Regions from separate parts of the Mus musculus genome. Here regions 1, 3, 4, 5 and 6 are each linked to region 2. The links are chromatin loops, found by intact Hi-C in ENCODE. Cell type or tissue: left cerebral cortex. All regions are shown on one strand.

Evidence for each region. A loop is a pair of places that touch in the nucleus more often than their neighbours do. Peaks named below come from ENCODE experiments on the same cell type or tissue, not always from the same donor. Only the 100,000 strongest peaks of a DNase experiment are listed, where the experiment ranks them.
Region 1: it touches region 2 in a loop (2.9-fold over the local background); 24 of 42 quality-filtered maps call a loop at or near these places.
Region 3: it touches region 2 in a loop (3-fold over the local background); 10 of 42 quality-filtered maps call a loop at or near these places.
Region 4: it touches region 2 in a loop (2.8-fold over the local background); 16 of 42 quality-filtered maps call a loop at or near these places.
Region 5: it touches region 2 in a loop (5-fold over the local background); 40 of 42 quality-filtered maps call a loop at or near these places.
Region 6: it touches region 2 in a loop (2.7-fold over the local background); 11 of 42 quality-filtered maps call a loop at or near these places.

What each region holds. Positions count from the first base shown.
Region 1 is chr2:118,542,972-118,547,971 of GRCm38, reverse strand. Bmf (BCL2 modifying factor) reads left to right here. Exons shown (of 5, transcript NM_138313.4): 3 at 960-1,256; 4 at 2,727-2,890. Among named protein-coding and RNA genes, the nearest start is that of Bmf, 4.2 kb to the left of the region's middle. In left cerebral cortex, CTCF peaks have their summits at 2,045 and 4,647 (motif pointing left); DNase peaks (open chromatin) are centred at 2,570, 3,198, 3,479, 4,751 and 3 more places; H3K4me3 peaks cover 300 bases; H3K27ac peaks cover 1,497 bases.
Region 2 is chr2:118,484,762-118,489,761 of GRCm38, reverse strand. No RefSeq gene overlaps it. Among named protein-coding and RNA genes, the nearest start is that of Srp14, 7.6 kb to the right of the region's middle. In left cerebral cortex, CTCF peaks have their summits at 1,760 (motif pointing left) and 2,634 (motif pointing left); a DNase peak (open chromatin) is centred at 2,623.
Region 3 is chr2:118,728,720-118,733,719 of GRCm38, reverse strand. No RefSeq gene overlaps it. Among named protein-coding and RNA genes, the nearest start is that of Plcb2, 2.8 kb to the right of the region's middle. In left cerebral cortex, a CTCF peak has its summit at 3,055 (motif pointing right); DNase peaks (open chromatin) are centred at 165, 3,064 and 3,434.
Region 4 is chr2:118,868,339-118,873,338 of GRCm38, reverse strand. Ivd (isovaleryl coenzyme A dehydrogenase) reads right to left here. Exons shown (of 12, transcript NM_019826.4): 2 at 3,815-3,904; 3 at 3,557-3,608; 4 at 1,792-1,961; 5 at 361-454; 6 at 35-171. Among named protein-coding and RNA genes, the nearest start is that of Ivd, 8.8 kb to the right of the region's middle. In left cerebral cortex, no CTCF peak of the experiment used is centred here; a DNase peak (open chromatin) is centred at 2,054.
Region 5 is chr2:118,596,290-118,601,289 of GRCm38, reverse strand. Bub1b (BUB1B, mitotic checkpoint serine/threonine kinase) reads right to left here and starts at 3,079. Exons shown (of 23, transcript NM_009773.3): 1 at 2,829-3,079; 2 at 1,006-1,152. The coding sequence starts at 2,842. In left cerebral cortex, no CTCF peak of the experiment used is centred here; a DNase peak (open chromatin) is centred at 3,102; H3K4me3 peaks cover 482 bases.
Region 6 is chr2:118,741,199-118,746,198 of GRCm38, reverse strand. Inafm2 (InaF motif containing 2) reads right to left here and starts at 441. Exons shown (of 1, transcript NM_001301269.1): 1 at 1-441. The coding sequence starts at 84. In left cerebral cortex, CTCF peaks have their summits at 2,727 (motif pointing left) and 4,865; DNase peaks (open chromatin) are centred at 562, 2,737 and 4,826; H3K4me3 peaks cover 1,106 bases; H3K27ac peaks cover 179 bases.

The DNA.
Region 1 (5,000 bases), 58 kb before region 2:
AACAGCCCCACTGTGTAGGCAGGGAGAGAGCGCTCAGCAGGAGGGCTGAATTTCACTTCCTTCTGCGAGGCACTTTGCACCTATCTCAGGTTCAGCTCTGGCAGGAATGGGAGGCTGAGTGGATGAGAATTGGAAGTCACGAAGATTAGCGAGTAGAATTAGCTGGACACTTTGCTAGAGGCCGATTCAACCCTCCAGATTAACCTGTGGTGAGCAGGCAGCTTTGCTCCTCTGGACGGGAGCTAAGCCAGCTGGCCAGCTGGAGTGACTAAGTTACGTCCCCTGTTCCAGGACACACTCACCACACCACAGAGCCTGTTTGTTGTGTTGTGCAAGGAGGGGGTGGAGATGTGCAGCAGGGTGGGGCTTAGCACGTTAGGAGGGAACCTGGCTGCTCTACAATTCCTGGCTCTTGTTTTTGCTGCTTAGCCTGGAGTTCAGACTTCGCCGAGAGCCTGGAGGTTCCTGCTTAGGAAGTGTGTGTGTGTGTGTGTGTGTGTGTGCACATAAGTATGTTGTGCACTTTTGTATAGTCAGTAAGTGTCCCCTTCTGAGCCTCCACAGCCACTTACAGAGGCTAGTCTTGCTTCTATGTCCCCAGGTACCCGGTGGTAGCACCTGATCCTACCCTTGCTGTTGCTCGCAAATCCTCAGTGTCAAACTTTGTGACCAGCCTAGGTCAGAGGAGGGGGTGGGGTGGGGGATGGGGGGAGGGTGGCTCTGGCAGGTACAGAGAAAAGGCATGGAGGGGCCCTGACCATAGAGGCCACATTTTGGGGGTGAATGTCACCCTTGGTGGTGTTTTATTACCAGGGTTGTGTATCATCAGAAGTTGGCTTGGTTCCCTCACATAAGAAGAGCAGGGGTGGGGGGTGAGGGGGGAAGGAAGGAGGGGAGGGGAATCCTAGGTCTGGCCTCAGTAGGACAGCAGCCCAGATGCTTCCATTGTTCTCTGACAGGAGAGATGGAGCCACCTCAGTGTGTGGAGGAGCTAGAAGATGATGTGTTCCAGTCAGAGGATGGGGAGCCAGGGACACAGCCTGGGGGCTTGCTCTCTGCTGACCTGTTTGCCCAGAGCCAGCTGGACTGTCCCCTCAGTCGACTCCAGCTCTTCCCTCTCACCCATTGCTGTGGTCCCGGACTCCGGCCCATAAGCCAGGAAGACAAGGCCACTCAGACCCTCAGTCCAGCTTCCCCAAGCCAGGGTGTCATGCTGCCTTGTGGGGTGACAGAGGAACCCCAGAGACTCTTTTACGGTGAGTGCTCTTAACCTTAGAGATTGGGGGAAAGAGGGGACTTTCCCTCCCTAAACCTGCTCTGTACTATTTCCTTCCTCAAACTGAACAGCCAGGGCTATCTATTCAAGAGCTTTCAGCCTTCCTCACCTGAGCTTGGGCCCCCAATAGAGCAAACTGCTTTGTTCTTTCTGTTCTTCTTGGAGGGGTTTCTTGGTCCCTGCAATCTCCTTTCACATCCTATGTCGTTTCAGTGGCTCTGCCCTTTGGCCCCAGTGCTGATTTGCCTTTCTCGAGGTGGAAGGGAGTTTTAAACCATGTGTCACTGTACCACTCAGCCAGTACTTATACGGAAGATTCCCAAAGACAGAAGGTGGCTTCCAGTTGCCATTTGGGACTTTCTGTGCTGGGAAGGGGAACTGGAGAAAGAGGTTGGGCCTATCTGGGCTCAGTGCCAGGAGAGGGGTTGTTACTAAGGCTAAATCAGACAAGACCCCTTCATTTGTGGGCTTCAAGGGTTTGTTTTATGAGAAATATGCCCTCCTCTGGCAAGAGGGCAGGATTAGACACTCGGTCTGTTTTCTTCTTTTAGTGCACTGGCCTGTGGAGGGAGGGTAAAGGCTCAGAGGTCATCCTGCTGTGTCTGCGGGAGCAGACCGAGGAGCCCTGAGGAGCGCGCTGCACTTACTCTCAGAGGGAACTGCCCATAGGGCACTTCTGGAAAAGCAGTTCTGGCGGGAGTCAGAGAAGCTGGATGAGGCCTGCTTCGGGCTGGAAGAGGGAGGAGGCAGGAGGTGGCAGGCGCCCCCAGCGGCCGTTCTGGTGCCAGCACTCGGTGAGCCGACTTGGCTGCTCTGTGGGCCTCAGGAGTTTTCTCATCCGCTTTGCTGCTGCTGCTCTGATCTCTGAGTGATGAGCCCAGCTCTCCCTAACTATACTAGAAAAACGAAGGCACTTTTGGGTTTTTTTGTTTGTTTTGCTTTTCCTTGTCTGCTTTGCACAACCCAGGAACTCTGGAGAGTTATCCCAGAGAAGCGCTTCCACCTACTGCTACCCGAGTAACACATTTAGGTCAAGTACAGCCTGATAAATGCCAGAAGCTTGGCATGGTCGTCACACACGTTAGCACCCTGTGCTATGCCATGGCACTGACAGGACAGTGCTGAGGAGAAGGCAGGGTCTGTATTCTTTCCTGTTTTTCCAGCATAAGTGTGTGTGCATGTGTGCGCGTGTATATGTGTGTGCACACACGCGCTCATGTGTACTAAATATTCAGCTACTCCTAAGCTACACCCTCGGCCCTGTACCAACGTTTATAGTCTTGGGCAGCTGTCCAAGTTTGGCAGGATGCCCTGGTAAAGGCCAGGCTGCTTCCTCTTCCTTCTGTCCTGAGCTTTACCAGTAACTCCAGGTCTTGGCCAGAAAGGGCTGACATGGAGAAGATGGGCTAAGGGGAGAAAAGGCTGAGTTGTGGATTCTCTGTTTTTGCAGGCAACGCTGGCTACAGGCTTCCTCTCCCTGCCAGTTTCCCTGCAGGCTCACCCCTTGGGGAGCAGCCCCCTGAAGGACAGTTCCTTCAGCACCGAGCAGAGGTGCAGATCGCCAGAAAGCTTCAGTGTATTGCAGACCAGTTCCATCGGCTTCATACGCAACAAGTAGGCATGAGGGTTGGGGGGGGGGGGGCTTTGAGGCTGTTGAGGCTGGGAAGCCAGAGCCAGGGGTTACTAGACCTCTGGGTGTGTTTAAGAGTTTTGGTCTTGGCTACTGTCAATTACGGATGGACCCAGGTAGCACAATTAGATGAGTACTCCTGTCCTTGAGAGCTCCAGCTACCTACTCAGCTTCACAAGAGGTGGAAGATGCTGCTGCCATCACTCCCTGCCAATGGGATGGCTTCCTGTAGTCTGGTTTGACAAACTCTCTGGACCCAAGTGAAGGGCTTGCCTCTTGCCGAATGCAGCAGTGAAACTGAGCAGTTGGGGGTGTGCCTGGCCGAGGAACAGTGGGAAACCAGTAATCAGTCCTGAGATGGGGCCTGAGTGGGGGAAAGTGGTAGAACCGGTTGAAACCTGACACTTTCCAGCTGGGGAGCCAGTCCTCACTGTCTGTGTCTGGGAACCCAGGCACAGGACTCTGGAGATTGTACCTCGGAGTCTCCCCAGAGCCACGGACGGCGGGGCGCAGTGCCTGGTGCTTGGCCGGCAGCCTGGCACCAGCCCCGTCTGGGCGGAGCATCGCGTGTCAGCCGAGCATGGCAGAGTCCATCAACAAAGGCGGCGGCTGGCAGGCTCGTGCTGGAGCCCGTTGTGCCATGGATGGGAGGTTGTCCTGCTTGACAGCCCAGCCACCGTCTGTGCTGGGCCCCCAGGTGCTTAACCCTTCCCAGGCAGGCTGGCTTTCTGAATGGCTGCCAAGGCAGGGGCGGGGCCTGGGGCTGGATCCTTGCTGGTACAGATGCTACCTAGCAAAGCCACAAGACAGGGGAATGAACACAATCTCTACCTGTGGGACTGTGTTCTTATCCTTGCAGCGTGTGTGTGTGTGTGTGTGTGTGTGTGTGTGTCTGTGTGTGTCTGTGTGTGTCTGTGTGTGTGTCTGTGTTTAGATCACAGGAACAAGTAACTGTCAGGGCTGGGCATAAACCGCAGATTAGATAGGCAATTTTAGATAATTCAGATAACCAGAATAGTTACTGGTAATAGTAACTTTGACTTGAGAGACACACCATTGCGGACAGGAGAGGGTGGAGCTGACCCTGAGTTTTCTGAAAACAGGCCACAGGGTGTTATAGGCTTCCTATGCTCTCTGAGAGGGACTGGGGTGCCACAGCTATTTCTGATGGGTTTTCCTAGTCCTTAAGTGATTTGGAGAGAGGTTAGCTCTGTGCTTGGTTATAAGGCTGCCTGGCTAATTGCTGTGGCCCAGCCACGGTCCCCATTCCTTCTATGATTATATTGTCCAATCTTGGCTTAGCGAGTCCCTCCCAGTCCATGTTTGGACACTTTCTGATTCTTTCCTGCACATTTAATCCACCTTGGTCGTATTCCATGGCTCAGCCCAGCTCACTCATGGTGTCTGGTCCTGACACTGACGAGGATGGGGCGACACAGTGGCCATAGTCTCTGCCTCATCTAGAGCACGTCTGGAGGCTTTCTTTCTTCACTCACAATCATCTGGCCTCTGTTAACAGCTGTTTCCCAGGATAGCCCCCTGTCCGTTAGTGAGCTCTGGCATGCTGGAGACCAGGCTAGAGGCCTCCTCACAGCTGGTTCAGGAGAAGACCCTGTCCTGAGGTCTCCCTACTCTTCACTGACTGACAAATTAATTCTCCTAGTTAGGGCTGCTTCTTTGAGGGCACAGGTCAGTTCTAGATATGGTGCTATTGTCTCATCCAGAGTGCCCCCAAGAGGTGGGAAGGAGAATTGCATGAGAGTATGACTGTTGGCTGCCCTTTTGTCCTTGTAATAGACCTCAGTTGTTGTTATTTTCTCCTTTTCCTGCCCAGTGAGATGTGGGACATTACAATGATGTAGAAAGGCATGCTGGCATATTGAGTGTATCAGTCCTGGCCCTAGGCCAGCAGGTGTCTAACTGCCCTGGGTGTTAGTTTATGTTGGCCATATTCCTTGTGCCTACCTCTAGGCCATTTGTTTTTCTCATATATTTCCTGAGGAGTGTGGTTAAGTGGAAGACTTAATCTGGCTCCCTAGGTTGCTGGTTTAGAGTGGCTCCCCTAGAGTCACAGACAAGAATTTATAGGCAGAA
Region 2 (5,000 bases):
GACATAACTGCCCCATCAGATGGGTGGTCTGCTTCTGTGTCTGTTTCCCTTGTTCACCTCCCAGAGTGGTAGAGTGGCTCCTTCGTCGATGGAGATTGAGTGATAACAGGAGAGTATCTCTCACTTTGGGAGTTAGGATGCCTGGGGAGGCGATCTCTGCTGGAATCCTCACTGTATTATTTCCTGGTCATTTACTTCCAAGCTGGAAAGTTTAAACTTGGGACACTTAGGCATGGTGTCACACACCTTTAATCTCAGCACTCAAGAGGCAGAGGCAGTTAGATCTCTTGTGAGTTTCAAGCCATCTTATTCTGCATAATGAATTCCAGGACAGCCAGAGCTGTGCAGTAAGACCCTGTCTTGAAAACAAACAAACGAACTTGGTACCCCTAATCATCATAAATAGAGAACTCCGACTCCCACCCACTAACAGTGGAGGGAGAAAAAGGCCAGGAGGGGAACAAGAGCCTTCACATAGCACTCTGGATGGGGCTGCTTGCATAACAACCAGGCATCCCTGGCTTGTCCTCCGTTTCCTTTTGTACAGTGCGTGGTCCACCCTGCAATAGTGCTGCCCCACCCCCACCTCTGCACAAGGCACACGGAACCAGGGGATGTTTATGGGGTGCAGTCTCTGGCATCTGAAGTGCCACATTAAAATCTAGCCTTCACTCAACATTTCGGCAGAGCACTCCTGTAACCCCAGCACTCAGAATGCAGAGGCAGGGGAATGATGTTCAAGACAAGCATGTGTTGAGTCCTTGGAGCTTGACCTGAGGTGGACAGCAAGGGAATGAAGAAAGGACAGACACACAGACATACCATACAGGAAGCTGGGACTGGGTGGACTAGGCTCTTGGATGGAGAAACCACAGCATCCTGGAAGCTGAGTGTTTATTATATAGACTTGAAGAGGAAGGGGGAGTTACCGTATACAGCTGAACAAGGAGAGATGTTAATACAGACAGATAAACAGGGAGGCAAGATTAAGGTATACTGGATCAAGGTTTGGCTAATGTGGTAGGTACAGTCTCTAGGGGAGTATTCTTTAGTCCCTAAACATGGCAGTGTTGGTGGGATAAAGCTATGACAGACATTTCTGTACACTCTGTCTACATCCACACATGGATCAGAAGAGAAGGCTTTTCCGGGTTCCCTCTGAGCCCCACCCTGGCAGGAGATGGAGACTTTGCTGTTTTTCCATGGGTCTGAGGCTATAATCCTTGAGTGGCTAACCCCACGTCAGCATTACTCATTCAGTCAGGGTTTCACTCGGTTTTCCTCTGATCCCTACAAGCATGAGCTACAATAAAAAATTTTTTTAAAAAAGTGGCGGGCGGGGTGTGTGTGAGACATATGATGAATGGGTCAGGTGAGGTAGCTTACAGGCACAGAGGTGAGGTGAGGTAACCGTTTCTGTAGGGGGAGGGGTGGGTCTTGGGAGGACCAATTAGTTGTGCTCTGGGTACTGTTTGAGTAGGAGTGTGTGAGAACACTGACAGCTGGCTTCTCTGGGTTTCGTTTGTGGGATGTCTCTGTACAGGTCTCATTTAACTCACCCTAGTGAGGAAGACCTTCCCATTTCCAGTTGAGATGGAAGTTCTTAGAAATAAAAGTGGCTTTCGTGGGATGGAGAGATCACTTGTCGCTTAAGATCACTCTTAGCTCTTCCAGAAGACCCAGATTCTATTCCCAGCATCTACACAGCAGCTGACAACCATCTGTGACTCCAGTTCTAGGGATCTGATGCCCTCTTCTGGCCTCTGTGGGCGCTGCATGTGTGTTACACAGACTTACCTGCAGGACAAACACTCATAAACACACACAGAAAATTCTTCTTTAAAAAGTGACTTTCTTTTGGAAACACAACTAGAAAGTGCTGTGTGGAGCCTAGAATTTAAGGATTTGATGATTCTGAAGACAGGATTTTCTTTTTCCCTTGGAGTGTAAGGGAGAACAGGGCCTTGGAATGCAGGTCTAGACCCAGAGAGAGGGAAGATGACAGGAAGAGAGTGAGGTACCAGAGCTGGTCAGTTTTCTCTCTTCTTTCCCTTCTGCCATCTTTATGGCCGACTCCGTGGATGTCTGAAAGGCCCAGTCCCTGGTGTGTGTTCCATCCTGGAACCATCCATATACTCTTCCTGACACAGGGACATTATACACCGGGCCCTAAAGGTCCAGTCCCTACTTCCTCTTGGTGTCGTTTAATCCCTTTCTTGGTACTTTAGTGACAGTGGGCACGAAATATTCAAATCTCAGGACTGTTAGGAGGACTCGAAAGAACACAGGGAAGGGCCTAGAAATGAGCCTGGCACTTAGTAACGTCTCAGTAAACACGTGCTAAGCTGTTCAATGAAATTAGTCCCTCTAACAGAAACAGGTCTGTTTTGGATATCCACACAGTGAGTGCTTTGCACCATAGGGTGCCTGGTTAGTCCCTGTACAGCGAATGGATAATTCCACGGTCCACAGAAAGCCAAGCTCCCTCCTGAAGCATATTTTAAAGATAAAGCCCACAATCTAGGATATTCTTGTCTGTCTACGGTAAATTATTATCCAAGCTCTAGGAGATCCTGGGCGCCTACCGCTGCACCTGTCCATTGATGCTATGCCGTCCCCTGCTGGCTGGGAGGAGTACTGCAGGTGGGTCCCTGGGAGACTGAGCTGGGAGAGGGGTGCTGGAAGACACTGGGGCCTCCTCAGCTTTGTCTAAGGGAGCAAGAAGGGCGGTGCTAATGGCATGCGTCTGGAGGCTCTAGAGACTTCCTAAACCTCGGAGGGGCTTCGGGGACAGGTACTGAACTTCCGAAAGCGTCTGGCTATATAGCTCTTGTTAACCTGGAACTCACTAGCTAGATCAAAGTGGCTCCAACTAGCATCTATCTTCCTCTGCTTCTGCAGTGCTGGGATTGCAGGCACGTGAAACCATGCCCTCTCAGTTCTCGGATGTGGAAGTGACTTTAGGAATTAGTGTAAGCCCCTATGGGATGGTGGAATTATCTCTGTGCATCTGGTAGTCAACCCTTTGGGGTAGGAAATGATCCCCATAAATAATGTACCCAGGTTTCACACAAAAATGAGGGACCAGGGCAACCCCAGACTCTCTGGCCCCAAGTGGAAGCTGTTCACATGGTCTCTGTAGGGTACTGGGGGCAGGATTAAAATGTATCACTCCATTCTGAGGGAGAGGGCAGGGTGGCAATGAGTCCCCAGAGTTAGGGAGTCTCCCACATGTATACAACCAACACTTACTGACTGGAGAGAAGAGTAGGAATTAGCAGCTTTGAGTAGCAGCGTTCAGAGTGTGTGCCAACATGCCAGTGTGGTTACTCTTCGTAGGAACACTCAGGCTTCCGAACACACTCTTTTTTCCCACTGGCTTTCCCTGGGGTGCCTTCCTCACTAGAGCTAATCTCTTCCCACTGACCCACTAGGTCTCCAGATCTTGGGACTTCCTCTGTCACCCTGAGTCCAGCCCAGCCCTGTGTCATTCCATACTTCCTTTCAGTCACCCACTTTATCTTCAGCTCACTTTAAATTCAGTTCACTGATCCTGGGTGAGGCAGCTCGGAAACCTAGATCTACTCAGACAACTGAAAACAGTCCCCCTGGCTCAGAGGACAGTCCCTGTAAGGCACAGCATCTGTGAGTCTCGGTGCTTCTGTTTTACAGGTGGGAAACCAGAGCAGCCACCTCCAGCCTGGTTGACTGGAGCCATAACGGTGCATGATCTGATAGACCATGCACTCTTCTCCAGGGAGGCAGGCGCTTCCATGGTTCCTGACACCCCCATTTTGTAGCTGAGAAAATTAAGGTGCTTATAGATTCAAGTAAAGGTGGAATAAACAAAATAATGGACAGGAACGAAGATGAAAGTGAAAGAAATTCAAAGAAAACAAACAATCCTCACCTTACACCACACTAGTGTACACACACACACACACACACACACACACACACACACACACAGTGGGTTGGTGGGTTGGTTAGTAGGGAAGAGAAAGAGTGAACCTAAGGAAAGGAAGCTAGAAATGTAGCTCAGACTGTAAAGTGCTAGGTTTGATTCCCAGCTTTGCATAAAACTGGGCGTGTATTCAGGAGGTGGAAGCAGGAGGGTCAGAAGTTCAAGGTCATCCTCCACACTAGGGAGCTCCAGGCTGGCTTGAGCTACTTAAGAGCCTGTCTCCATTCCTGGTTCCCCCAGAAAACCATGCATGTGATCAAACAAACAAGATCCATGCAGAGGAATACAAAACCCAAAGTAGACCCTGAGCTTTGGCCAACCTGCCAATCTTGGTTGATTTGTGATCTCTTCGGTGGCTTCCTTTGGCCGTTATTGGCTAGCAGTGACCTGCATCTTGAGATGGTCACACCACACTTTGTTGGGTGGGGCAGATGTTCTGCTCTGGTAGAGCAATCTGAAAGAAAATGGCAGCTGGTGATGGGCTGGCTGTACGTCTGCCAACCAGTTGGCCTTTAGGCAGCTACGGGGTACCTTCAATACTATCCTGCTTTTCAGAGAAGAAACTCATAAGAAAAAAAAGTAACTTGTCTCTCAAGGTGTGTGTGTGCGTGTGTGCGTGTGTGCGTGTGTGTGTGTGTGTGTGTGTGTGTGTGTGTGTGCGTATAGTTACATATATATACAGTTTTGAAATTTTTTTTTAAATCCAAAGCAGAACAAGAATAGGTGTATTTTTTCCAAGGGAAAGCATTCCTGTCGACATTGCTCAGGGCTGGCTGGTTCTAGCCTGTCGTTTCATTTGGCTGAGAAGGACCACATGGCAGGCAGTCCCGGAGATTCTTATGCCTGGACAGACAAACTCTGTTGAGAGGAGGGGCAACTCTCTTACAAACTCATTTCTGAATTCCTGGTTTATAAATGTGTCTGCTATTTGCCTCTGAATGAGTTGTTACATCTACCCAGTTCCCTTAGTGATGATAATTTTGACAAAAAGATATGACGAAGATTTTAACAAAAACCATGACCATCATTTCCTTTT
Region 3 (5,000 bases), 240 kb before region 2:
TTATTCTGGTGGAATTGCAAGACAGAGAGCTGCTAGGCTCACAGGCAGCTTCAATCCAACCACTCAAGAGCGTCCGCTTTTATTGGCAGCTCTGTCTTTTGACTCAGATGGAGCTGGCTGTCAGCAAAATCCCTGTTTTATTCACACATGCTTCTGCTAAGCCGACACTTCCCCCACCCTGTCCCCATACAGCCGGTGTCTTGGAGCCAAGCCTGGATCCCTCAATGAAGCCCTTTCATCTTACCTTGTGGGTTTGAGCTGTTGCTCCAGCAGAGTAGGTTGTGTTTGGTCCCAATTCTCCCCAAATATCCCTGTAATGACTAGCTTCCTGCTAGTCACAGAACCAAGAGGCCGTGGTTCTATCTGGGCCCTAATTAAAAAAAATAATAAAGGCTGGGGGATGGACCAAATTAGGAGTAAAGAGAGAAGCAATCGATTGCACCTAGGACATTTCCTATGTGTGATGCACTGTGCTTCAGAGACAGACATCAACTAATTTATTCTCCTCATCCATATGAAAACTGGCCCCTTTTACAGATGTATAAACAAAGGTAGAACAGCTAAGAGATGATGCCTAAACAGCACATACTGAGTCAAGTGTCATGTTTTTCTACCATCTGCATCTCTCACCCCCAAGGTGACCGGTGACCGTCTCTTGGAGACACACGTTGGCCCTCCTGATGGGAGTGGGATTTTTAGAACTGGAGCATTTGGGGCCTAATTAGATTCATCATCACTGAGCTGCCCTTTTGCTGGGAGCCCACAGCAAACTTCTGGGACTTGAAACAATCCGCTAGGGTCCTGGAACATGGATCAGGTAAGTTTGATCCCAAATGACACTTCAAAAGGAAACATACAGCCAGGAGTGGTGGCACACACCTTTATCCTAGCATGGAGGAGACAGAGGCAGGTGGATCTCTGTGCGTTCAGGGCTAACCTGATCTATGTAGTGAGCTTCAGGATGGCCAGGGCTACAACAGGGTCACACAGAGATAGCCTGTCTTCAAACCGAAACAAAAATCATATTTGAGACTGCTCCTTCTGATCTTTTCCATGATGACATTCCAGGTGGTTCTTCTGTCACCCAGAGGGGAGGGAGGGAAGCCGAACAACATCTGACTCTGAGAATTCTAGAGAATTTTTATTTATTCATGCATTTGGTTATGAGGTAGAATCTTATTGCATAGCCAAGGCTGCCTTCAAATGTGTGATCCTCCTGCTTCAGCCTCTTGAGTGTTAGGACTACGTGTATGTGCCACTATTCCTGGCTACAGAGAACTCTTTTTTTCAATTTAATTAAAAATTTTTTTAAAATTTTGAGTCAGAGCCTTACTCTGTGGCCCAAGCTGGCCACCAACTTGTGGCGATCTCCCTGCCTCAGCTGTCTGAATTCTGGGATTATAAGCCCAGTTTCAGAGGATGCTTGAAGCTTCTTGGTTGCCTTAGCACCTTGGCACCTGGTCCGTATTTTGTCTCTGCCTTCACTCACACTCAGTTTCCAGCACTGCAGTGGGCAGCTGATGCAAGGAGTTTCAGCTGATGACAGCTGGACTGGTATCGCCCTGGGTCCACATCTTCGCATCTGTCTTATTGGCTGTTGGGGTTGAGCTGAGAGACACATGGGAGGCTGTGGTTTGTTAATAAATTGAGCCCCAGTGCTGGTAACTATGAGTTCAGGCAGCTTGGAGACAACAGATTTCAAGACTACAGTTGAGGCGTCTCTAATTTGGTTTGCTCTGGGAAAGTGAGTCCAAGCACGTGATTCTTACAAACAGCTGTAGTGTGTGTGTGTGTGTGTGTGTGTGTGTGTGTGTGTGTGTGTGTGTGTGTGTGTGTGTGTGTGAAGCAAGTCAGTGAAGACACATGTAGAAAGAACAGCATGTGTACAATTATCCCTTGGTATATACATGGGTTGTTGGCTTCTGGGTCCCTGTATCCACCAGAATCCAAAGATATTCCTTATATAAGATGGTATAGCATTTGCATATTGCCTACCATACCTTCCACATTCTGTAAGCCATATTGAGATCCTTATGCCTGATATGTAAATGCCATGAAAATACTTATTACCCTGTATTATATAGAAAGATACTGACAAGAAAAACATGTCTGCATGTTCAATACAGATGCCATTTTTACCATTAAAAAACTATGAGGTTGGTTGACTTTACAGATGCAGAACCTATGGGTTCAGAGGCTAACTCACTGAGAAGGAGTAAGAAAGGGACAGACATAGTGGTACATGCCTGTGCTTCCAGCACTGGAGAAGCTGAAGTGGGAGGGGGTGTCCTAGGTCAGGCTGGGAGCATGGGAAGTTGGGACCTAACCTTGGGAGGCAGCTGGTGAGCATAAGCTCTGTCCCCAAAGCTCCCACATGATACTGCTGTCTCAGTATCGCAAATGGAATATCTACCAGCATCCTCCTAGAGTGGCTGCTTCCCCTGGGCCCATCCCTTTCCCTTGCAAGCTCAGGGACATCCCTATGAGGTACCTGTATAGTGAGGTATTCCCACTATACAGGTGAGAAAGATGAGGTGCTTTAAAAGGTGAGCATCACCAGATAGACTTACTCAGTAATTGGCTGGGTTCATAGAACAGTGTGTGGAAAACAGGCTTCAGAGGATGCCACAACGGATCCCTCTCCATGACAGGAGCAAAGTAGCCATTGCCCCCAACCCAATACACAAGGTGCCTCCCTGTTCCTGAATCCCACTGCATCAGGTGAGAAAATTATCCACCTGGCCAGTAATTCTGGCACCTGAAGATAAGAGTTTAGCTTCCACCCCTGAACTTCTCTGGTGAGCAGATTGGAAACCCAGTCACCCCATGAGTCCAGTGCCACCAGTGAGCTGGGCGAGCTGGGATTGGGACTGGGACCTCCTCCCCTCTGCACCCCTGCAGAGACAGCTGTTGAGTGTAAGCTCCCTCCCTGCCTGCAGCCCACAGCTCCCACCTGTCAAGCGCAGTGACACAGATCTACCAGCGACTTCCTGGAGTGGCTGATTCAGGAGTCTGCCTCTTTCCCTATCAGGCTCAGCTTTCCCATGAGCCCAGCAGGGGGCATCCTTGCCCTTCCACTCTCCACCCTGGGGGGTTAGATTGGCCTCCCGCCAAGGGGAAGCCTTCCAATCCACAAGGCCCAAGAGTCAGTCCAAGGCTAACTTCCCAAATGTATTCCTGAGACTTCTTCTCTTCCTTCAGCCACGACCACTCTACTATTATTGACATTACGGTTTTTTTTTTCTTCCTTTGTCAACTTAATATTTTTAAAACTTGAACTCCAGCGTTCTAACAATCTTCCAGCTTGTCCCCCAAAGAGCTGTGACTACAGACGTGTTTTGCCATGCTGGGCAATGTATATATATTTTTAAAAGAGGAAACCCCTCTTCAGTAAAGGTCTTTCAAATAGCTTGCTGCTCTTTTGGCTGGCATCCAGATTTAGCAGGTGAGCGCCACTGATGTTACTACAGTCAGGAATCCCAGAGCCTGTCCAGGGGATGCCATCAATGGGTATGGATATAAAGTTTCTCTTCTGTGGGCTTAGGGCCAGAGATGGAAGGTGCAAAGAACCCAGAATTCTTTGAAGGAGGAACAGAGACACCCCTCCTCCCTTCTAGGCTTTCTTCCAGGCCTATGGCTGCAGGCAAGACAGGAAGGAGGAACTTGGAAATGGGGACTAGCTCCGTGCAGGTGACAGGTGTAGGCTTTGGGAAGGGGCAGGGATTTCCCTTGCAAAATTCATTCAAACAGACAGGAAACCTGATCCCACAGAGACAGCCAGATGTGCAGGGGCTCCCAGGAGTCTCCCAGGGAGATCCAAGGCTGAAGGCAGGGCTTGAGGAGAGACACTGAGGGAGGGGTTGGAACACCTGTCACCTGCAGGAGTTTGGGAGCCGGTTTCCAGGCCGTTCATTCAGATCTGGTCTTAGAATTGCTTTTCTGGGGACAATTAATTTCTAAGCTAGCTTTCTTTGAGAAGTTCACTACTTTTATTGGGGGTGGGGTGGGAGGTGGGCAGGCTCTCTTGTAGCCTAGTCTTGAACTCCTGACCCCATCCCTCTAGTGCCAGAGACCCACAGTTTACCTTTTGATTCTCACTAACCCTAACTAACCTGTTCATCTAAACCTGTTCTCTCTTGCCCGCCCCTACTCTCATGCACTGGCTCCTAGCCAGTAGTTCCAGGGCCTGGAGAGGGTAGTTCACAGTTGTCAGGGGTGGCACACAGACCCCTGATGGGACCTGTTGCAGAAGGCCAGGGCCTCAGAGGGGAAGGAAATCATGGGTTAAGCTTCTAGCCTCCCCAACGGTGCTAAGCCATTTGATAAGAGTGCATTATTAGGTAAGAGGAAGTGACTGGGGCCTGAGCTGGGCTGGAACTGAGCCTCTGGGATAGATATGGACGATGTAAGGATCACAACACCTAGAACCGAACTGGGTTAGAGTGGGCTAAACCCTGAACAGGGGGCTAGAGCAGGCTCTGGTCTGCCTCTCAGAACCTCTCTCCTCCAGGATCTGTGTGTGAGGCAACACAGTGCATGAAGGAACACTCCAGTGCTGGCGGCAGCAAAGGGCCTCTTAGGCTGTGAGGCAGCTGCTGGGCAGTGGAGTTTTTAGGTATTCATTGAAAGGTTCAAAGATGCAGAGAAGTGTCATGGGTGAGAGGCATACTGCCTCACCTGGCTCTCATTTTCATGGGGAGGAAGCACTGAGAAAGAGGAGCTGGGTGTCCGAGAGACTTTGCTTATTCAAAACACTCAGTGCCAGCTGGGACCCGGCCCATCCCTGACTCCCACTTCCAGATCCCGCCCTCTGAGGACAGAACCCCTGCTCTGTGGAGGACCCTTTTCCTAAAGAACTGTTTGTGTTCTTGCCTCAGCCCAAGGCTCAGGAATGGTATCTCCCACCCCCCTCCATGATATATCACTTTCTTCCATTGGCGGGGGGGGGGGGTGTGTAAATCTGAGTAAAGCCTGTCTTTGTAACGGGGTCCTGGCCCCAA
Region 4 (5,000 bases), 380 kb before region 2:
CGGAGTCTCTCTGGGTCACACCCACCACCCTCACCTTCTCCACAATGAAGGCTGTGATGCCCCGAGAAGCTGGCACAGCGGTCAAATCTGTCTTGGCATACACGACTAGGATATCAGCATCAGGGCCATTGGTGATCCAGAACTTGTTGCCATTCAGAACATAGTGATCTCCTAAGGGCAAGGCAGGAATCCAATGTTTGCTGAAGTCTCTTGGCCTGGCTTGGTCAGTCAGTCCACAGAACTGCACAGAACTGTGAGAACCAGCACAGGAACCCAGCAGAGGCCACTCCCAATTCCTACTCCCTTACTCTGAGTTTGTTTTTCTGCCTTTTCCAGATGCCCCGTGGCAAGTGACCTTACCTTTCTTTTCTGCTTTTAGCTTCATGGAGACAACGTCAGAGCCAGCATTGGGTTCACTCATGGCCAAGGCTCCGATGAACTCACCACTGATGAGCTACAAGGAAAACTCAAACCCGGTCCTGTTAGGACTGGGAAGTGTCCTGCAGTAGCTCCCAGGGACAGCCTCTTCCTCCTGCCTCCTCCTGCCCACATCCAAACTCCGCCCCCCCCACCCCCCCACCCCCCCAGTAAAACGAGCATCTGCAAGGCCTCTCTTCTACCCTTGCTTCTGCCACTTTTTGGCAGTGCCGGGATTGGCTCCAAGGTCTCACGCATGCTAAGCAAGGAATTTACCATTGAGCCCTCCCCTTACCCTATGGTTTTTATATTTTAAATATATTTGTTCTCTGTGTGTACATGTGCACATAGGCTACTGTGTATGTGTGTGTGTGTGTGTGTGTGTGTGTGTGTCTATCAGAGGACAATTCGTGGGAGCTGGTTCTTTTTCTATCATGAGTATCAAACTCAGCTCACCCAGCCTGGTGAGGCAGGCACATTTATTTACCCACTAAGCCATCTCACTGGCTCCTACTTGTTTTTTGAGATAGGGTCTTGCCAAATCCTCCAGCTTCTGCCTCCATGGCAGCTGAAACTCCACATATGTCACAAGTCACCACATCACTGGCTGAAGATTTCTTTCTTTCCTTTTTTCTTTTCTTTTTCAAGTCAGGGTTTCTTCTGTGTAGCCCTGGCTGTCCTAGAATTCACTCTGTAGACTGGGCTGGTATCAAACTCAGAAATCCACCTGCTTCTGCCTCCTGAGTAATAGGATTAAAGGTGTGCACCTTTAATTTCTTAAAGTCTGTTAAATGTTACTCATCCAACTCACAAGTTAAGCTCTGCCCTTGCTTTCTTCTTTTTCCTTTCCTTCCCTTTCCTTCCCTTTCCTTCCCTTTCCTTCCCTTCCCTTCCCTTCCCTTCCCTTCCCTTCCCTTCCCTTCCCTTTCCTTTTTTGTATGTGCACATGTATGTGGAGACTAAGGGTCAGTATTATCTTCCTCTATTGCTTTCCACCTTTATTTATTTCACCTGCATGTATGTCTGTGTACCAAATGTGTATGGTGCTTAAAGTGGCCAGAGGGGATTAGATCACGGAGGGAGGGAGTCATAGACGGTTGTGAGCCACCATATATGTGCTGGGCATTGAACTTGGGTCCTCTGGGAAGAGCAGTCAATGTTCTTACCCTAAGAGCCATCTCTCCAGCCATTTGTGCATTCAAATCTTTTGAATTAAGTATTTTAAAGCAATACCAATCCCTTCTCTCGTTATATTTAGCTTATGGCAGCAAGCCAAGAACGAGAACGTGCTTGGCCCCCACCAAGGGGAGGGCTTGTGATATGGTGGCTGTGTTGAGTCCACACGAGTGAGCGTCTCCATCCCTGTCTCCTCACCTTGGGAAGGTATTTCTCTTTCTGTGCCTCATTCCCATTTCGAACAATCTGGTTGACGCAGAGGTTGGAGTGAGCACCGTAGCTGAGCCCCACTGCTCCCGAAGCCCGGGATATCTCTTCCATTACCAACACATGTTCTAGGTAGCCCAGGCCAGAGCCACCATACTGAACTGGGAGTGGGACAGTGTGGGAAGCAGAAAGGCAGCCAGGTTACATTGGAACACAGACAGGAAGGAATCTTACATTAGTTGGCAGAAAAGAAACACCCTGGAATCTATTGTGAGTCTCCCTGGCAAGGGTGGAAGGCTGTTGTTGCCAGGGACACAGCTGGTTCTGCTAGCTGCCTGTGGGTGAACTATAGGTCAGAAGACCATCGTCTCCCACACTGGTTTTAATCCTGTCATCTTCAGTGAGGACAAGCAAAACCCTGTGCACCCACTCCTGTAGAAGACACAGGAGGCAGAAGCAGATGGATGGAGGAAGAAGGCAGGGGAACACAGAGGGGTGGGTGGGAAGGGGCCTATGCTCAGAGCACCAAAAACTCAGTTACAGGCTGTGCATGTGCAGAGGCCTCAAAAAAGATGAGACTTTTAACAAGGCTAATCGTGTTTTTTACTTACCTATGTGTGTATTTATGCCAAGTGTATGGGTGCCCTTAGAGACCTGAAGAGAACCAATCCTCTTGGGTCCCCTAGAGCAGCAGTTCTTAGCCTCTGGGTTACGACCCCTTTGGCAAACCTCCATCTTGAAAAATATTTACATTATGATTCATAACAGCAGCCAAACCACAGTTATGAAGTAGCAACAAAGATAATTTTATGGTTGAGGGTCACCACAGCATGAGGAACTGCACTACGGGGTTGCAGCATCAGAGAGGTTGAGACCACTGCCCTAGAGGTAAAGTTATAGTGGCTGTGATTCACCCAAGGTGAACAGCAAGGACTGAACTTGGGTCCTCTGGAGAACCAGGAAGCACTCTAAACGACTAAGCCATCTCTCTGGCCCAAAGGTGAGATTTTATAGCATAGCTTTGGGAACAAAGTGGAACTGATACATATAGACGTAGCATACATACACAGGCATGTACTCAGGAATGCATAAACACACATGTGTGTGCACACATACAAACATATATACAGACACACATACATAAAAATAAAAATAAAAAGCAAAAAAAAAAAACTTAAAAAAAAAAAAAAAGAGCCAGGCGTTGGTGGCGCACGCCTTTAATCCCAGCACTTGGGAGGCAGGGGCAGGCGGATTTCTGAGTTCGAGGCCAGCCTGGTCTACAAAGTGAGTTCCAGGACAGCCAGGACTACACAGAGAAACCCTGTCCTTTTGAGGTAGAGTCTCTCACTGAACCTGGAACTTAGGTTTTTTGGCTAGATTCGTAGCCAGTGAGCCCTAGCAAGCATCCAGTCCCAGCCCCGCTCAGTGCTGGGACTATAGGCGCCAGGTAGGACAGGCGTGGCTTTTACATGGTGCTGAGATCTGAGCTCTAGCCTCATGCTTACACAGCAAGCCCAGCTCGAGTCTTCTCTCCAGCCCCTTGTTTTTGTGTCTCTGAATCAGGGTCTCACTCTGTGGCTTAGGCTGGCCCGGAACTTACTCTACAGCACAGGCTGGCCTTGAACTCAGTGCAGTCCTCCTGTTTCAGCCCCCTGAGTGTTGCTGGGATTACAGGACTGTGCCACCATGCCCACTTCCTTTTATGTCTGTTTTGGCCACAGAGAGAGTTCTCTTTAGGGAAAGAAGTCAAACTCACCGGGGGCTGTGATGCCCAGTACGCCCAGGCTCCCCAGCTGTTTCCAGAACTCCTGCCAACAGAAGAGTGAGGTGGGTTATGAGAAGGCAGCTAGTCACTTGTGGCCAGAACAAGACCAAGCCATTCAGAGAAAGGGGCTATATTCTTGTTAGCAAGGCCCTGTCACCAGGAGACAGTGGCCATCTTTCTAGGCATAAGTGCAATGCAGGCAGGCGTGTCCCAGAGGCCTCCCCTCCCACAGGAACCCTTGCAACTCACTCTCAGGTTCTTGAAGTCATTGGTTTGATCAATCTCTTGGGCCTTGGGGGCCAGGTTCTCTTGAAGAAACTTAGATATAGTATGACGAAGCTAGAGGGAGAGAGATAGAGACTACTGAAACCAAGACATGACCGCCACTGAGAGACATAATGGCCCTGTGGTTGAAACGGCATATTCTGGGAGCTAGACCACGGGTACTCTCACCACACAGCATCAGGTTGAGGCTTAGGGGTCCCACTAAATTATGCTTCCTTAGCGGTGACTGTGCAGACAAGTGTTGTCAACTTGATCCAAGCTAGAGTCACCAGACAGGAGGAGCCGCAACAAGAAAATATTTCCTTAAGATGGGGTTGTAGACTGTAGGGAATTTTCTTAATTAGTGGTCAATAGGGGAGGGCCCAGTCTATTGTGGGTGGGGCTAGCCTAGGGTGGGGAGTAGTCATGGGTTCTATAGGAAAGCAGACTGAGCAAGCCACGAGGAGCAAACCAGTAAGCAGTATCGATCACTCTATGGTTTCTGCATCAGCTCCTGCCTGCCCTGACTTTGTCAAGATGGAACTGTAAGCCAAATAAACCCTTTCTTCCCCAACTTGCTTTTGGTCATGGCGTTCATCATAGCAATGGTAACTCTAACTAGGACAATGTTGGCTCCTCTTTCTTAAGATTCTTGGTTTAGGGGCTGGAGCGATGGCTCAGCGGTTAAGAGCACTGACTGCTCTTCCAGAGCTCCTGAGTTTAATTTCCAGCACCCACATGGTGGCTCACAACCATCCTTAACGAGATCTGGTGCTCTCTTCTGGAGTGTCTGAAGGCAGCTACAGTGTACTTACATATAATAAATAAATAAATCTAAAAAAAAAAGATTCTTTGTTTATACATCTTGCAAATGATTAAGACATTATCATTTTATCAATCTTAAGATTGAGTTTTGCCCAAACCGAACTTGAACTCATATACCCCAACCCCTCAATTTTTTTTTTTTTTGTTTCAGCACACTAGCAAAAAATTTATTGGGGCTCCTTCTGCTGGGTTATTCCCTGCTTTGCTCCAGAGGGGATTTTCTGTGTTTTTTTTTTAATCTCTTCTTAATTATTATTTTTTTATAATTTGGTATTTTCTTCATTTACATTTCCAATGTTATCCCAAAAGTCCCCCAACTCCCTGCCACTACCCTCCCCCCTCACTC
Region 5 (5,000 bases), 110 kb before region 2:
CACACTGCACATGGCTCAGCCCCAGAGACTCAGGGTCACTGGGTACTACGGCTCTCTGCAGCTGCCCAGCATCTCAAGGCAGCTCTCCTGCACATCCATTATCCTTGAAAAGATCACATTTCAGAGTATGATTTCAATCAAATGAGTATAATTTCCACACACCCAGAGCCCTACAATCATAAGCTGAATGTTCTCAAGCTCCGGGCTGTCTACAACATCACAGTAGGAGACACTGAGAAGGCAAGAGACGTCAACGGTCGTTGTAAAAGCAAAAGTGAGGCCAGAGACTGGGATGAGACATGACAGGAGCAGACAGCAGGAGAGTCAGACAAGTAGAGAGCCCAGTGCAGGACGAAGCTCCAGGCACCAGAGCAAGCGCTAAGAATAAAATAAAGCCACAGTGGCACATGGCGTCATCCCAGCACTCAGGAAGCAAAAGCAGGCGGTTCTCTGAGTTCAAGGCCACCCTGGAACTTCACAGTGAGTTCTAAGCCAGAAAGAGCCAGTCTCACAAAAACAAAAACAGAATGCTACCATCTACAACAAAACCATAAAAGCACGGTTCTCAAAGATCTAATTCAATGAGTATGGTTACACTTTACATTTTAGCCTGAAATAAATACTATCTCATGCTATTGAAAGCTTGCAATCAGAAAACCGGAAGAACAGATTTCCATACTCTCACTGAAGAGTATTCCTTAGGGCAGTGGTTCTCAGCCTGTGGGCTGCAACTGCTTTGGGAGTCAAAGGACCTTCACACAGGGTTGCATATCAGATCTCTTATACAACAGATACGTAACAGTAGCAAAATTACAGTTATGAAGCAGCAAAGTATGCTATGGTTGGGGGGGAAGGGTTGTCACCACAACATGAGGAACTGTATTAAAGGGTCACAGCGTTAGGAAGGTTGAGAGCCACTGCCTGTAGGCCTTCGGCAGCTTCACCCCCATGCTGCCTATCACACCAGGGACTTACAAGCTGAACACAAAGCATTCCACTACATACCGTTTCTGCTGCTGCAGAGCAGTGTGGCCGGCTGACTCTTGCTTTGCCAAAGCTCCCTGAAGTGTGGACATGACCCGCCCGTGCCGTAAGGGCTGTATGTTTTCTTTACTCAGCTCCCACTCTGCTCCCTCCAGGCACATGGCTTCACTGGGAAGAAGGAAACAGAAATGAAGCCCACGCCAACAGTGTTACAGCACAGTACTGTGATGACATCTTCAGAGAGGGGATTTCTGGCTCTTTGGGGTTGGACGCAGCTGGTTCGCCAGGAGCATCATCATTCTCTTCAGCTTCAGAGCCTATCCCACGCTCTACAAGTAAATGCTCAACACAAGAGAGAACATGGCAAGGGTGTTGGTGACAGTATTGTACAAATAAAGTTAAAGCTAGGAAAAATAATTTTTAAAAGCATCTTAAGTTTAGCGAAGTTAACTTAAATTTAGAAAAAAACAAAAAACAGAAAACTAGCAGCTTTATGTCTGACATGGGTTCCCACTGACAATGAGACACCAGTAGCAGCATCCACTCCTGTTTCTAAATACGTACATGATTAGCTCTTTTTTAAAAAAAAAATGTATTTATAAAACAAAACATAACTAAACAAAACAAGCCGGGTGATGGTAGCACACGCCTTTAATCCCAGCACTCAGGAGGCAGAGGCAGGCGGATTTCTGAGTTCGAGGTTAGCCTGGTCTACATAGTGAGTTCCAGGACAGCCGGGGCTATAAGGGGAAACCCTGTCTCGAAAAAAACAAAAAACAAAACAAAACAAAAATGTATTTATTCTCACCCCCCCCCCCCGCCGTGTGTGTGTGTGTGTGTGTGTGTGTGTGTGTGTGTAAGTCAGGCCACAACCTTAGAGTTGTTTCTCTCCTTCCACCATGGGGTTTCGGGGGTGGGGGAGGGGTGACCAAACAGGTCCTCAGTCTTGGTTAGCAATTATCTCTATCCACAGAGCCATCTCACCTGTCCGTGACTAGTTCCTTCTAGTTCAGACCCAAGTGCCATCTCATCAGGGAGGCCTCTGTTCAAATCTCCCTCTGCCCCGACTCCCCCACCCCCAAGCCTCATTGCTGGGTAATGAACTAAGGCCTTATGTACCTTGAACAAGTGCCCTTCCTGAGTTACATGTCCAAACCCTTCTGAAACCACACTAGTTCTACCTCCAATGCCGTCTTCTCTTGCTTTACACTTGTTAATACTGATTCTATCTGATGTTAAACATGTCTTATTGCCCATCCGCGACACACACCCCGATTCATTCCTCCCCAGAACTTAAGCTTCACAAAGGTTGGGATTTTGTGTCTTTTACTGTTCGCCTTCAGTGCTCAAAATGGTAGTCGATAAATTCTCTTCCATGAATGACAGCTTATGACAGCAATTACCCAGTTATTATAAGTTCCATAATTGAAATGCATCTTAAATTCTAACCTAGAAAAACCCTCTATATTTTATGATGAGGAAAAGCTGCAAGTGCTCTGCTCTTCAGATCCCTAAGCTGCTAGCAAAGTGAGAACACTTATTAGTTGAAAGCAGGTACTTTACAAACATCTTGAATCCTCCCAGAACTCCATAAAGCAGCATTAATATCTGCGTGCCCCCACCCCTCCGTAAACATGTTCAAGGTCAAATAAAAACGGCTGAGGTGAGTTTCAGAACCAGATCATATGGCAAATTCCAAACTCTCCCAGTCTTGCCCCCTGGCTGGATGCAGGGCTCCACGCCGTTGGGAAGGGGGTTTGGGGAGACCTGCTCTTGGCCGACCTCCTCGATCCTCCCCTCGCCAGCCGAGCACCCAGCGGCAGCAATTTGCGTCCGGTCCTTACCTCGCCTCCGCCATCCTGCATTCCCAATACTTGCTCTCGCCCTTCCGCAGACCTTTATCCTCCGAGTGCTAACTGAGTCTCCCTCAACCTTCAGCTGGCTCTGGAGCTGCGAAGATCGTCACCCCGTGCTCCTAAACAAAACCACGCACCCGATTCCTTCTCAGAATAGCCTCCTCACGCCCCCATCACGCACGGGCCGCCAAGTTTCAAATTTAACGTCTCTTGACGCAGACGTAGCCTCGCCGCTCCCCGCTCCCGCTCCTCCCAAAGCATTCTGGGGATTGTAGTGTATCCCGGGTTTAAGCACGCGCTGCGCAATGCACAATGGGAGTTGTAGTTTCAGGTTTGAGGTGCAAGGACCAATGGTTGTCCTAGCACTGCAGCGTGCTCAGGCACTTCGAGTTTGCTCTGTGTTTCCTTTCTAAGACAAGCCTTCGAACCCAGGGAGAGACACTTTATTAACAAGAGGTTCTTTGATGGTTTCAGTTTCATAACGTGTCTTTGAGTACATTACTCTTCTGGGTTGCTCCGAACAATTAACTGTGCTACGCCTAGGTCTTGTCTGAGCCCCAGGTCTTAACACCTGTCCAGGGATCCTTAGGCCACTCTCACCCAGCTGTTTCCTGTGGAAAGACTGTGTTCTCGTTTTTCTCTTTTACACAAGACCTGGTTTAGCACTGCACTTCCTTTCCCCAGCAAGCCCTTTGACCTCTACAACTTCTCAACTTTGACCAACTTCCTTTAAATTCTCTTGGAAGTGTACCATTTGTTCTCTCATGCAGCCTACCAGATGTCCTGTAAACTACGATCTAACACAGAATACAAACAGGGTAAGCGCTTTGCCTGTCTCACTGGAGCTAAAGGCTTGGTAATGCAGGCCTATAGTTCAGCTACTCTGGAGACTGAGATGTGAGGACCAAGACTTCAAGACCATCCAGGGCAACTTTACTTCACAATAAAAAGTTTGCTTTTGTTTTTTGTTTGTTTTTGTTTTTCAAAACAAGGGTTCTCTGTGTAGCCTTGGCTATCCTGGAACTCGCTCTGTAGATCAGGCTATAAAAATAACTTTTATTCTCCTGTTGTGATTGTTGTCTGAGGGGCTTACTGCCTCCATCTGCTGACCTAGATCCACTCCTAGAAAATTCTAGCCTCCATAAGATCTAATCTAGGTCAGCCTCTCAATTTTGTTGAATAAGCTCACCCTTTCTTGTTCTTTCTGAAGTCTACCTGGCTGGTTCAACTCAGCTGTTCTGGCTCAAACTCCTCTCCCAGCTGACTGACTCAATCTGGCTTCTCTCCCAGCCCCTGAATTGCTCTGCTTGGCCTCAAACTCACTCTAGCAGTCTTTTCTATTTCCTAATCTTCTGGCTCTTTCTCAATCTCTTGCTCATTCTGTCTTTACCTGTGTCCAGCTTGTTCTCTTTTCAACCTGCCTCCCTCTCCCTCCCGTGCTGCTCTACTCTCCCTCGCAACAATACTGCACTGCTCTCCAGGACTGCTGTATCCTGTACTACACTCTCTTCCTTACTGCACTGCCTCTCCCTTAAGACTCAATCTTCCCTCCCTCTCTCGTCTCCTTAGAGGTGTACATAGCCCATTCTGTCAAATTTTTCTCCGTTTGTTGGGGCGGGGGTATACAAACAAACAAGGAATGTCAGGGCGTCGATACCCAGACCAGAAACAGATAAATTAGTCATTTGAGCATATAACTTCCAACTAGGCTCTGGAGTAGAGAGGGGAGCCATGGGAATTTCTCTACAGAAGACAGTGAACCTGAGGGAAAGGACGAGTTGGCACAATCTACCCATCAGAACAAATCAAGTTCTGAAGCAACTGAGGTGTGTGTCTGTGGTAGATTCCCACCTCTCTATTTCCACCATTATCCAGTGAGTTTCCTCACCCAGCTCCCTACTCTTGGACCTCTATGCTGCCCCATCAAAAAGTGCCAGATTATACTCCACTTTCTCCTAACCATCATATAGAAAACAGGGCTAAATAGTGATGAGATGCTCCTGACAGGGTTTTAAGTTACCAATACGTGTTATAGGAGACTAGAGATTTAGTGTTTGGTTGTTTCTGAAATGCTGGGTTATGTGGAACAGCTCCCCTCAGGACTTCTTCATCTATCAGATTGCACCTTGAATCTTTAAGGGTGTGCATCAGTATTCCTGA
Region 6 (5,000 bases), 260 kb before region 2:
CTTGGCCGCCATCTTCGCCTTCTTGTCCCCGGTGTAGGTGGCCGGCTTGCCCCGCTCGGCCGGGGCCGCGTCGCGCTCCTTCATGGGGGGGCCCCGGCCTTTGCCCCGGTGCTCCACGGCCCCGGCTGGAGGGGGCCTGGCGGCCTGCGAGGACTGGGCAGGGGGCGTCTCGGCGCCCTGGCTTCCCGGCGGCCCCGCGCTCCGCCGCTGCTCCTCACGCCGCCCGCCCGCAGCCCGCCACCGCGTCGCTGCCGCCGCCGGGGCCTGGGCCCGTCACCGCCGCCAGCGCCGCCGCCGCCGCCGGCCCGCCAGCTGCTTCCCGGCCGCCGCCACAGCCACAGCCGCCCGACTCCGCGTCCCCATCCGCTGCCGCTGCCGCCGCCTGCCCGGCCGCCGGCCGCCTGGTCTCCAGTGGCCGCGCGGACCGCGCGCTCCGGCTCTAGCCCGGCTCCCCCGCGGGGCGCGCCGGTGCAGGGGGCGGGGCCGCGCGCTGCCGGGGGGCTGCCCCTTAAAAGGGCGATGTAGGGGCCCGGAAGTGCCGCGCTGGGAGGCGGCTGCGGCGGGGAATCGTGGGCCCCGTGGGGGACGCCCAGTTAAGAGAGAGTTAAGGGAGGCTGGGCCTTAAAGGGGCGACAGGAGCTTCTTTAAAGGGGGAAAGGCACTTTGCGGGAGGGAGTGCGGAACCGGGAGGTGGCAGGGAGGGGCAGGCTCCGTAGAAAGCTGTCAACTCAGGCGTCTCCTCACATGGCCCAGGCTAGGAGATGGTAGGTGGGAGAACTAACCAGGCCCACCTACACCGGGTCTCCGAAGTGGAGCTAACACTAAGCTTGTGCTCTCGGGTAGCTCTAGAATAGTGAGGGGATAGTGTCCCAGATCCCTTCACCCCAAAGAGCCTGGTTCGGGTCTGGGAACCTGGCGCCCGCACACCGCAGTCAGTCTCGCTTCCTTTTTTCTGTTGGTCTGGACTCCGAGACCACTCGAATCTTGCCTGATTGGGTCCTCTTAGGACCCTTGAGTCAGACTACTGTGAGCCACAGGGACAAGAGCCAAAGGTTGAGTTTGTTTCTTAGGCTGACCTGCCAGCATAATCTCAAATCCCACAACAGGTCTCAGGTCCTACTTTCTGGTCTTCTGACTTTCAGGACTGGTCTCGAATTGTACCCAAGGGGCTGCACTGAACTGGTGGAGGACATCTCCCAGCGTTTTCATTCTTTGATTCTCTTCAACCCCAGGATGTAGAGAACTGTCTTTTCCCATTGAGGCTTGTTCCTTCCAGGCTTCAGCCTTTTTGCTCTTAGGGCCCTTTGGATGCCGGCCACCCCTCTGCACGCAGGGACTCTTAGTACCACCCTTTCTATACTTTCACCCTCTTCCCCTTTGCTTGTTTCATCCCTATTTCCTCTTTGTAATTCACCGCGATTGATTTCTGGGTGCCTCTTGCTTGACTCTCCCTGTGTTCCCAAAACTGTCTTTGTGAGCAGCCTGGATGTCTCAGTGGATTAGAGAACTATGAGTCTGAGTAGGAGAAAGGTCTGTGGTCCTGATGTAGTTGGGGTGGGGCGTGGCCTCTGCGAGGGCCCCACTGACTTCTAACCTCTTGGGCAGGACTCCCTCTGCCCTTTCCACTTCTCCCTTTCCTTTGACTTTGACTTTCCTTATCCAAGCCCTTCCCCAAATTTTCCATCCCATGGAAGCGCTACCAGAATGCAGTGTACTAGTGGGCTTCGAACCACAAGTTTCTAATCTGGTCCTGGTTGGAGGCTCAGGTGGGGCTGTGTCTCTAGCAATGGGCCACCCAATACTATTTCAAGGAGCCTTTTGTTTGTTTGTTTTTTGTTTGTTTGGTTGGTTGGTTTGGTTTTTCGAGACAGGATTTCTCTGTGTAGCCCTGGCTGTCCTGGAACTCACTCTGTAGACCAGGCTGGCCTCGGACTCCGAAATCCACCTGCCTCTGCCTCCCAAGTGTGGGATTAAAGGCATGCGCCACCACTGCCTGGCAAACCGTGCCTTTTTAATTTCTGAGATATTACAAGGACATTGAGAGTTTAGTGTTTATGGGCTTCTGTGGATTGATAGGTGGTGGTGGTGGTGGTGGTGGTGGTGGTGGTGGTGGTGGTGTGTGTGTGTGTGTGTATGAGAGAGAGACACACACAGGGGTGGGGGCGGGACGGGGTACTGTTCTGGAGCAGCCAGAGCAGGTCTTGAAGGTGGCCTGTAGTATTAAAGTCCAAAAATTGCAATCAAATGTCCTTTTCTCCTTTCTCAGTTGTTCTCTGGCCTTCCTGGTGGGGTTGATCGTAGGACCATCCCAAGGTGAATTACAGTTTAAGATCTCACACAAGATCTTAAATCTTTGTTAAAGCCCCCTTGACTCCCTTTCTGGAATGCACTCCATATTGCCTCTTCATATTTCTGCTGCAAATTACACTTCCTTTTTCTTGCTTGCTTCCCAGCAGAGTCGGGAAAACAACGTGTCACTCCTTCTTTATTCTAAACAATGATGTACTTGAAGCTCTTATTCAATTCCTCTCCCTATTCTTCCCCAAATGAAACAGTGCCAGATTCTTTAACCTGTCGTCAATAAGCACTATTTATTATCTAGATTTACATAGTGTCTTTTACCCCTGGAACTCAAAATGCTTTCAGATATAATTGAGCCTGATCTCCCTGGTGCCTGAGCCATTAAGAAACCATTAGCGTATTCCTGTTGCCGGCAAGTAAATGGCCCCCTAGTGGCCTGAAAGTGAATATGCTTTTCTAAGTGCCTCTCCCCCACCAAGGTTAGGCAGGAACTCAAGAATCAAAGCAAGTTTGGGGACAGAATGGACCCAAAAGGCCATCTTTGGTGAATATCCTCAACCACCCTAGAGCCTCTTGTACAACATTCCTGTGGAGTGCTGTGCCGCCTCAGCTAAATGACTGTCTCTGCCGAGCAGCCACGCTGTCTGCTCCCTGAAGAAGTCCTTTCAGCCTCTAGAAAAGTTCAAAGCAATCAAAGCAGAGGCACAACCTTATAGTCTTGGTATGTGCCAGGCACTATGTCTGAAGTCATAACTATTTGCAATATACTAGGGAGCTAATATCTATCTCCATTTTGTAGAAGAAACTGGTGCTTACCCAGGATCACGTGACTAGAATTCAAGTAACACTCAAGTCTTTCTGACTTCAGGACTTAGATGCGTAATTCTTGCTCTACTCTGCTTGGAAGCACAGCCAAACCTTGTCTCTGTAGACAAGGTTTATTCTGTGGGGGCACCAGCCACGAGTCCATGGGATAGAGATACTCTGCTAGGAGTATTGGCTATGGACAGCTCCCTGCTGCTACTGTTCCTGGCAACTGTCCTCAGGCAGGAAAGGAAGTTGCCTCTTTCTCCCCAACTACCAGGCCATTAAGTAGAATGAAACTGTGATGAAACCCAACCAGAGATCTGCAGCGTCCTTCTGGGCAAGAGGGAAGGCACCGTGCACCCTGAAGGAGTTGCAGAAGTGGACGCCATGGACTGGCAGGAGGCAGAGGCAGATGTGTAGTATAGGTGAGTGGGGTGTGGGAAAGACTGAACATGACATTGAGTTAGGGAGTCTGTTGTTATGGAAGCACTAGCCTGGGAAGCAGGATTTTGTGCCCTGATAAAGACCTTGGGAGACTGGAGCAACACCAGAATAAAATGCCAGAACTGCCGTGGAAGAAGGGTTTAAAAAAAAACACTAAGAGCTGGGGTGCTACTGTGGATAGTCTATGTGTGGCCAGGAGCCTATTTAAGCCTGGCCAGAAGGCTCAGACAATACTTGGGTATCAAAGCAATGAGGACTGGCTGGTGGGACAGATACCCATATTGTACCATGGGGCTTCTCAGTGTGAGCTGTCCTCTGGAAGCCAGCAAGAGGCTGCTCTATAACTGATCTGAAATAACAGAAGCTGGTTGCTGAGCTGTTAACATGATGAGCATCCAGTGCAGGTAGGGTTCCTGTCCAGTAGATCTACGGATCAGGTTGATACTGTCATGGCCCTGGGGCAAGCTAGCTGGCCAGCTCACAATGGTTCATTGTGCCTCAGTTGTGCCAGAGGCTCTCAAGCACTTTATCTCAGGTTTCCAGAGCTAGCCTTGGTAGCACATGCATGTAGTCCTAGCTACCTGAGAGGCTGAGGTAGGGAAGCCACTCCAGGCTGGGAATTCAAGACCAAACTTGGCAACATGAGACAGACATTTAAAAAATTGAGTTTTGTTGGGCTAGAGAGATGACTTGGCAGTTGAGAGCATTGAACTGGCTGCTCTTCCAGAGGACCCGAGTTCAATTCCCAGCACCCACATGGCAGCTCACAACTGTCTGTAACTCTAAGATCTGATACCCTCACACACACATGTAGGCAAAACGCTGATGCACCTAAATAAATCCTTTTGTTTGTGTGGGTTATAGTTATTAATAAATTTCCATATTAGAAATGAGGCAGGGATTTATAAACTATTAATTTGTTAGGACATTACAACTCCATTGCATGTGAATAAAGGACATGTTTTTATGAAAATCACTATATTTCTTTTTAAAACAGTTTTTTTAAAGTAACGTGGTTATTTTTAAAGTAAGTTGACTTACTAAGTTGCCAAGGTGGGTTACAGGTAGCCCTGGCTTTCTTGGAACTTGCTATGTAGATGAGGCCAGCTTTCAACTCACAGGGCTCTGCCTGTCTCTGCCTCCCCAGTGTTGTGATTAAAGGCGTGTGTCACTATGCCTGGCCAGTTTCACATTTTTACAACTCCAATGAACGTTGCTTTACAGAAGACAGCTGGAGGCTTACTTTTGCTGGCACTGTGCTCCTTCGGTCAAAATATATAAAGAAAATCTGGCATCGTGTAGATGTGTGGTTGGAAAATAGAGGAGTATTTTAGTAGTCTTTCGGATCGCTGTGGCTATTTTTTGTACTACACCGAATCTCAACAAGTGCTAAGTGGAAGTTGCAATGCAGACTATAAACGTTATTACTAGCCGGGTGGGGGTGGCAG